2 separate regions of the Homo sapiens genome follow, and region 2 is linked to region 1. Evidence: read pairs that join two places in POLR2A ChIA-PET (ENCODE). Cell type or tissue: B cell. All regions are shown on one strand. Links, peaks and the distances in the headings refer to the core of each region. The heading gives the core; the rest is flanking DNA.

Region 1 (3,775 bases), core at 606-3,105:
CACCTGGCCTCCTACAGTACTTTTCTTTTTCTTTTGAGATGAAGTCTCACTCTGTCACCCAGGCTGGAGTGTAGTGGTGCAATGTCCACTCACTGCAACCTCCGCCTCCCAGGTTCAAGTGATTCTCCTGCCTCAGCTTCCTGAGTAGCTGGGACTACAGGTGCACACCACCATGCCCAGCTAATTTTTGTATTTTTAAAAATAGAAATGGGGTTTCATCATGTTGTCCAGGCTGGTCTCGAACTCCTGACCTCAAGTGATCTGCCCATCTTGGCCTCCCAAAGTGCTGGGATTACAGGCCTGAGTCAACATGCCTGGCCTCCTACAGTACTTTTTAAGAGCAAAAACATTTTACCCCAGATGCCTTCCACTAGCCAGCCCCCAGCAGACTCCCCCTCCAAGTCAGTCACTGCTGTGACTTCTCCTTGGCCAGGAGTGTGTCCCAGCCTTTTCCAGAACCAATCACCAACAAGAAGACAGGAGAACTATGCCTGGCTTAGATCACTCAGAGGCTGAGGGTACTTTTTCTGAACACATGGTCAGAGCTAATAAACAGGCTAATAAAATTAAGGCTCTGCTTACAAAGAAGTAAAGGAAAATGGGCTTGCTTATTAATAATGCAGATTCCCAATTCCTGCTGCTAGTTGCACGGCTGCTTCTGTAGACACTCTGCCTCCGTCTGGCCTGGCACTTTGATCTTGTTTTTATGCCTCAGGATGAACGAACCTCAAACACCCAGGCTTCTTAGAATAGAAGGTCCTAGAGGAGGAGTGGTTTCTGAGAGAAGGAAGCACCTGCCCGCATCTCTTAAAAGGAAAGTACCTAAGCTTGACTGCCTGCTTATCTTTGAGGTTTTATTATCAATCAGGCCTTCTGGCACAAGTGATTAAAACCCAAACTAGCTTAAGTACAAAGAGAATGTATTGGTTCTTAGAATGGAAAGTCTCGGATTTCAGGTATGGCTGGATCCAGGTGCCCCTGCAATACACTCAGGATTATGCCTCTCTCCCTCTCACCTCTGCTGTCCTCAATATTGACTTCATTTTCATGCAGCAAAGATGACCTCCAGCAGTTCCAGGCTTAGAGCATAGCAGATAAGTAACCATAGCAGAAAAAGAAACACCACTTTCCCAATAGTTCCAGCAAAAGTCCTGCAGCTGTCTCTCATTGGCTTTACTTGGAATGGCGTGTTCATTTCTGGATCTGGGAAATGTAGTTGGCTGTGTCCGAATCACATAGACTAAGAGCAGGGGAGGCTGGTTCCCAAAGAAAATGAGAAGGGTAAACGAATGCCCGTCAGGCTAATCTCTCTCTTGTGTGTAGAGAGAGCCCCGGAGAGCATCAACCTGTCCTGTTTTACCATGAAGAGCATTCAAAAGCTAACAGGGTGATAGGGGTTTAGTAAGTTGGGAGTGGTCAGGGAGAGGTCTTGGAAGAGACAGTGTTGAAAGCAAAGCCTTGAGAGATAAGAAGTCAGTGTTTTAGGCGGCAGGACCTGTGAGGGCAAAACACCTGAGAAAAATCAATATTTGACAAATGAGTGGCTAAATGAATGAATGAATGAGTGAATGATTAAATGAATGAGTGGGTGAATGACTATAGACAGACACTGTAGACAAAGAGCCCCATCTTCTTGCTCAGAAGGACCCACCAGCCCCTGTAGTAATGGGAGAGCTGGAGTTGGGCTGCAGACCTTGCAGGGAAAATGGAGAGGGAGAGAAGGAGGAGGGGAGAGGAGGGAAGGAGGGAAAGAGCCACTCGGACTCCGCAGGAGCCAGGAGGAAGGGCCAGATGGACCCTACCTGGGAGACTACATCCAACGTTTCTCTCCTTGAGGGTCCTGGGCTGCCTGGAAACCCTCCCCTCTCCACAGCCTCCATTCCCTGCCCCTTCCCTCCCCCGCCTTACTCTCACTTCCTCTTTTCTGTTCCTCTTGCATACCAAGCTAGCTCTCGTCTCAGGCCTTTGTGCTTGCTGTTCCCTCTGCCTGGAACACCCTTCTCTAAGAACTTCACAGCCCTCAGGTCTCAGCCAAGAGTCCCCTCCACCAAGCAGCCCTCCCTGACCACCCCAACTGAATTACCCATCCCTCTACGCCCACAGCCTCTTCCAAATCACACCACCCTGCATACCTTCCTCTCTCTGAAAATGTCATGTTTGTGAATCTGTTGTGGTCACAGTTGTCACCCTGTCAGAGGCGTTTGAACCAGAGCAACCCCATCTTGAGTAGGGGCCAGGTAAAATGAGGCTGAGACTTACTGGGCTGCATCCCCAGATGGTTAAGGCATTCTGAGTCACAGGGTGAGATAGGAGGTCAACACAAGATGCAGGTCATAAAGACCTTGCTGATAAAACAGGATGCAATAAAGAAGCCAGATAATACCCATCAAAACCAAGATGGCCACGAGAGTGACCTCTGGTCGTCCTCACTGCTACACTCCCACCAGCGCCATGACAGTTTACAAATACCATGGCGATGTCGGGAAGTTACCCTCTATGGTCTAAAAAGGGGAGAAATGAATAATCCACCCCTTGTGTAGCATATCATCAAGAAATAACCATAAAAATGGGCAACCAGCAGTCCTCGGGGCTGCTCTGTCTATGGAGTAGCCATTCTTTATTCCTTTATTTTCCTAATAAACTTGCTTTCACTTTATGGACCTGCCCTGAATTCTCTCTTGTGGGAATCCAAGAACCCTCTCTTGGGGTCTGGATCGGGACTCCTTTCCTGTAACACTATTATTACTGACTTATGAATATTCTAGGGTTGTTGCGAAGTCTGGGTGCGAGTCAGGCACAGTGTTTACCTGCTTGGCCCTGCAGTGTCCAGCCAGGTTCGTGGCCTCCTGCCTCTGTGACCCTGTTCAAGTGACCTCCCTGCTCTGGGACTGTCTGTTCCCCCATAATATGGAGACCTCTATATTGCTCTTCTATACCTCATGTCTGTCTTTTACACACACACACACACACACACGTGTGTGTGCATGGCTGTGGTGCAGGTTTAATGACCTCATGCAGATGTCTAGAGCATGGTTCTAGGCAGAAAATGGAAAAGTATTTATAATATAATTAGTTCAACCAGCTACAATATAGACAGGGGTTTCCTGGCAGGCCATGTGACTTCAGTAATGGCCTGGGTCTGGCTTCGCCTTTAACCCTCTTCCTAGCCTCCCCTCAGCTCTCAAGGGTCAGCTAGGGGCCATCGCCCTGCATGTAGGGAGGCTGGACGGCAGAAAGCATGAACCCCATGATGCTCCCTGTCCTGCCCTGCCCATGCTGTCACCAAGTGGGGCAGCTAGACTGAAAGGGCTTCCACAACTCTGGGGTGGGCACCAACAGCCAGGGGAGCTGGAGATTGAAGGGTAACATTGCAGACTGGAATAGGAAGTTCCCTGGCCTCCAAGCCAGGCCTCACTAGGACTCTCCTGCCCTCAAATCTGGAAGCTCAGTGTCTTCACCCTTTAGGTCTCTGGGGGATAGGAGACAGAGACTTAGGAGGGTCCAGGGGAAAAGAATTTCCAAGTAATAACATGGAAAATAAAACAAAGCTACTAAACCAAAGGATATTGCTATCAACCACAGTAGCTTTCACACTTTTGTTGTTAACTGTAAGAGAGTCATTTGACATCACAACCTAGAATATATACTTTGAACCAAAAATAAAATCCTGAGCCCCCCAACTAACTAAGTGGACCCCCTTCTGGGCCAAAGGGACCCCAGAGACATCTGAACAACTGAATTCTAGCCATGAAGAAATGGGAGGTGCACATGCCTC
Region 2 (3,775 bases), core at 725-3,224, 690 kb before region 1:
CCCAAGTAGCTGGGACCACAGGCGATGCCACCTTGCTTGGCTAATTTTTTAAATTTTTGTAGAAACGGGGTCTGGCTATGTTGCCTAGGCTGGTAGGCCCTCATTCTTGCTGGAACTCAGTAGCAGTCTGATTTCCTAGGTTCTCTTGAGTCCAGTAGTCTATGCACATAGTCCTACGGAGCCCCAGGGCCCAGGCTCAGCCTTTTTAGTGCCCCAGGAGTCCAGGCCCTCAATTCCTCAGTGTCCCAGGAATCCAGGTCCCGGGAGCTTGGTGTCCCAGAAGTACTAACTCTCAGTACCTTGGGAGACGCCAGGCCCTCTAGCCCTGGATGTGACGTCCCCAACTCTGGTAACCAGACCTGCCCCTGCCCCTCCTCTTACACGCAGGCCACCCTCCCTTCCCAGCACACTCGGAGACTGTGGGTTCTGGACCTAGCAGCCTGGGCTTTCCAGACTGGGACCCCAACACGCATGCTGCCTACACTGACAGCCCCTACTCTTGCCCTGCTTCTGCTGCCGAAAATTTCCTGCCTCCTGACTTCTACCCACCCTCGGACCCAGGGCAGCCGTGCCCATTTCCCCAGGGCATGGAGGTGAGATACAGAGTGGGTACAGGATGCTGAAGGGCCCCTAAAAATTCGCAGTTGCACTCCTGCAGTATTCTGAGATGTCTGGAGCTCAGTTACGATTCCCTTTTCCAGGCCGGGCGTGGTGGCTCACACCTGTAATCCCAGCACTTTGGGAGGCTGAGGCAGGCGGATCACTTGAGGTCAGGCGTTTGAGACCAGCTTGGCCAACATGGTGAAACCAAAAATAAAAAAATTAGCTGGGTGTAGTGGCGCACGCCTGTAATCCTAGCTACTCGGGAGGCTGAGGCAGGGGAATTGCTTGAACCCAGGAGGTAGAGATTGCAGTGAGTAGAGATTGCACTGCTGCACTCCAGCCTGGGTGACAGAGCAAGACTCTGTCACCGAAAAAAAAAAATACCCTTTTCCAGGTGGGCAAAACTGAGGCCTAAAGGTCCAAGGTCACTTGGCATAGATGGGATACCCAGGGGCTCTGCATGCAGATGTGTGTGTGGTGGCTTGGGATGGAGGAATTCTCAGCTGACTGGGTCTCCCCACCACCTGCACCCTCCAGGACCCCCCAGACACCCAGTTCTATGTAGGATCTTCTCTGCCACAGGCTGGACCCTGGAGAGTTTCTGCACCCCCTTCAGGACCCCCACAGTTCCCCGCTGTGGTCCCTGGACCATCGCTGGAGGTGGCCCGAGCTCACATGCTGGCTTTGGGGCCACAGCAGCTGCTGGCCCAGGATGAGGAGGGGGACACGTGAGTATAAGGGATAGGGTTGTCTGCAGACTCTTGGCTTGGTGGGGGCTGTTCTCACGGCTGTCCCCCACCTGTCCTCAGGCTCCTTCACCTGTTTGCGGCTCGGGGGCTGCGCTGGGCGGCATATGCTGCGGCTGAGGTGCTCCAGGTGTACCGGCGTCTTGACATTCGTGAGCATAAGGGCAAGGTGAGGCTTGGGGCCTGAACTCTCCTGGGTTCAGGGGAGGAAGGAGCCTGGGGCCTGGACCCCTGGATCCTAGAGAAGAGGGGAATGGGGGGTGAGCTCCTGGGGCTGAGGGGGGATGGGGCTGGGAGCCTGGTTTTCTGACGGGAGGGAACCAGGAGCCCAACCTGACTTCTCCTGTGGCCTGCAGACCCCTCTCCTGGTGGCGGCTGCTGCCAACCAGCCCCTGATTGTGGAGGATCTGTTGAACCTGGGAGCAGAGCCCAATGCCGCTGACCATCAGGGACGTTCGGTCTTGCACGTGGCCGCTACCTACGGGCTCCCAGGAGTTCTCTTGGTATGGCCAGCTGGCAGGCAGGGGTTTGTCTGGGGGGTAGACTGGTTGCCCAGATTTTGGCTTCCAGGGCCAGGAGGCCAGGGGATACCCTTACCCAGCAGTCTGCCTTCTCTTCCTCCCAGGCTGTGCTTAACTCTGGGGTCCAGGTTGACCTGGAAGCCAGAGACTTCGAGGGTAAGTTGGGTGTGGGCAGGGCTGGTGTGGTTGGTGTGGCTGGGCGAGGTGGGTGCAGATGCGGGTCCCTCACTGTCTCCATTCTGCAGGCCTCACCCCGCTCCACACGGCCATCCTGGCCCTTAACGTTGCTATGCGCCCTTCCGACCTCTGTCCCCGGGTGCTGAGCACACAGGCCCGAGACAGGCTGGATTGTGTCCACATGTTGCTGCAAATGGGTGCTAATCACACCAGCCAGGTGAGCGGGGATGTGGGCGGTCAGACCCTGGGAGATTGTGTGGAATGGGGCCACTTGGATGTCCGGGAGCTCCAGGCAAATGCTGACTTTGCCTCTTCCTTGCTGCGTGCCCTTGAACATGTTACTTCACTTCTCTGTGCCTTAGGGGTTTTTTGTTTGTTTCTTTGTTTGTTTTGAGATGGAGTTTTGCTCTTGTTGCCCTGGCTGGAGTGCAATGGTGTGATCTTGGCTCACCGCAACCTCTGCATCCCGGGTTCAAGTGATTCTCCTGCCTCAGCCTCCTGAGTAGCTGGGATTACAGGCATGAGTCACCACGCCTGGCTAATTTTTTTGTATTTTTAGTAGAGACAGGCTTTCTCCACATTGGTCTTGCTGGTCTCGAACTCCCGACCTCAGGTGATCCACCTGCCTTGGCCTCCCAAAGTGCTGTGATTACAGGCGTGAGCCACCGCGCCCAGCAGGGTTTTTTTGTTTGTTTGTTTTTTTGTTTTTGAGACAGGGTCTCACTCTGTCGCCCAGGCTAGAGTGCAGTGGTGCAATCTCATCTCATGGCAAACTCTGCCTCCCAGGTTCAAGTGATTCTCCTGTCTTAGCCTCCTGAGTAGCTGGGACTATAGGCGCACGCCACCATGCCTGGCTATTTTTTTTTTTTTTTTTTTGTATTTTAGTAGAAGTGGGCTTTCATTGTGTTGGCCAGGCTGGTCTCAAACTCCTGACCTCAAATGATCCTCCCACCTTGGCCTCCCAAAGTGCTGCGATTACAGGCGTGAGCCACTGTGCCTGGCCCCTAGTTGTTAACTGGGAATAATATTACTGACCTTAGGGTATGTTATCAAGCACTTACTATTCATTCATCAAGCACTGAGTTTCATAGATTAGCTTATTGAAACCTCACAAACACCCTTTGACATGTGTACTCTATTTTCTCTATTTTACTGAAAAGGAAACAGGCATGGGAAATCAAAAATCTTTTTTTTTTTCTTTTTGAGATGGAGTTTTGCTCTTGTTGCCCAGGCTGGAGTGCAATGGTGTGATCTCGGCTCACCACAACCTCCGCCTCCTGGGTTCAAGCGATTCTCCTGCCTCAGCCTCCCGAGTAACTGGGATTACAGGTTCCCACCACCACGTCCAGCTAATTTTGTATTTTTAGTAGAGACAGGGTTTCTCCATGTTGGTCAGGCTGGTCTCGAACTCCCGACCTCAGGTGATCTTCCTGCCTCGGCTTCCCAAAATGCTGGGATTGCAAGCGTGAGCCACTGCACCTGGCCTCAAAAATCTCTTTGAGACAGGGTCTCACTCTGTCACTCAGGCTGGAGTGCAGTGGCATGATCACAGCTTATTGCAGCCTTGACCTTGTGCACTTAAGTGATCCTCCCACCTCAGCCTCCCAAGTAGCTGTGATCACAGGCATGCACCACCATGCGTGGCAACTTTTTTGTAAGGTGGGGTCTAACTATGTTGGCCAGGTTGGTCTCAAACTCCTGAGCTCAAGCAATCCTTCCACCTCTGCC

The links. ChIA-PET counts read pairs that join two places held together with the same protein. Peaks named below come from ENCODE experiments on the same cell type or tissue, not always from the same donor. Only the 100,000 strongest peaks of a DNase experiment are listed, where the experiment ranks them.
Region 2: POLR2A ChIA-PET joins it to region 1 with 6 read pairs; 1 of 35 experiments calls an interaction of 5 or more read pairs at or near these places.

What each region holds. Positions count from the first base shown.
Region 1 is chr19:35,203,634-35,207,408 of GRCh38, reverse strand. LOC105372379 (a long non-coding RNA gene) reads right to left here and starts at 2,288. Exons shown (of 3, transcript XR_935938.2): 1 at 2,133-2,288; 2 at 1,017-1,256. RefSeq lists enhancers at 1,629-1,798, 2,774-3,291, 3,292-3,775. In B cell, for the core only: no CTCF peak of the experiment used is centred there; DNase peaks (open chromatin) are centred at 778 and 1,908; H3K4me3 peaks cover 1,174 bases; H3K27ac peaks cover 2,500 bases.
Region 2 is chr19:35,894,469-35,898,243 of GRCh38, reverse strand. It overlaps NFKBID (NFKB inhibitor delta), which reads left to right. Exons shown (of 12, transcript NM_139239.5): 4 at 388-593; 5 at 1,186-1,331; 6 at 1,413-1,518; 7 at 1,706-1,852; 8 at 1,975-2,026; 9 at 2,116-2,264. Among named protein-coding and RNA genes, the nearest start is that of NFKBID, 4.2 kb to the left of the region's middle. In B cell, for the core only: no CTCF peak of the experiment used is centred there; DNase peaks (open chromatin) are centred at 1,140 and 2,107; H3K27ac peaks cover 904 bases.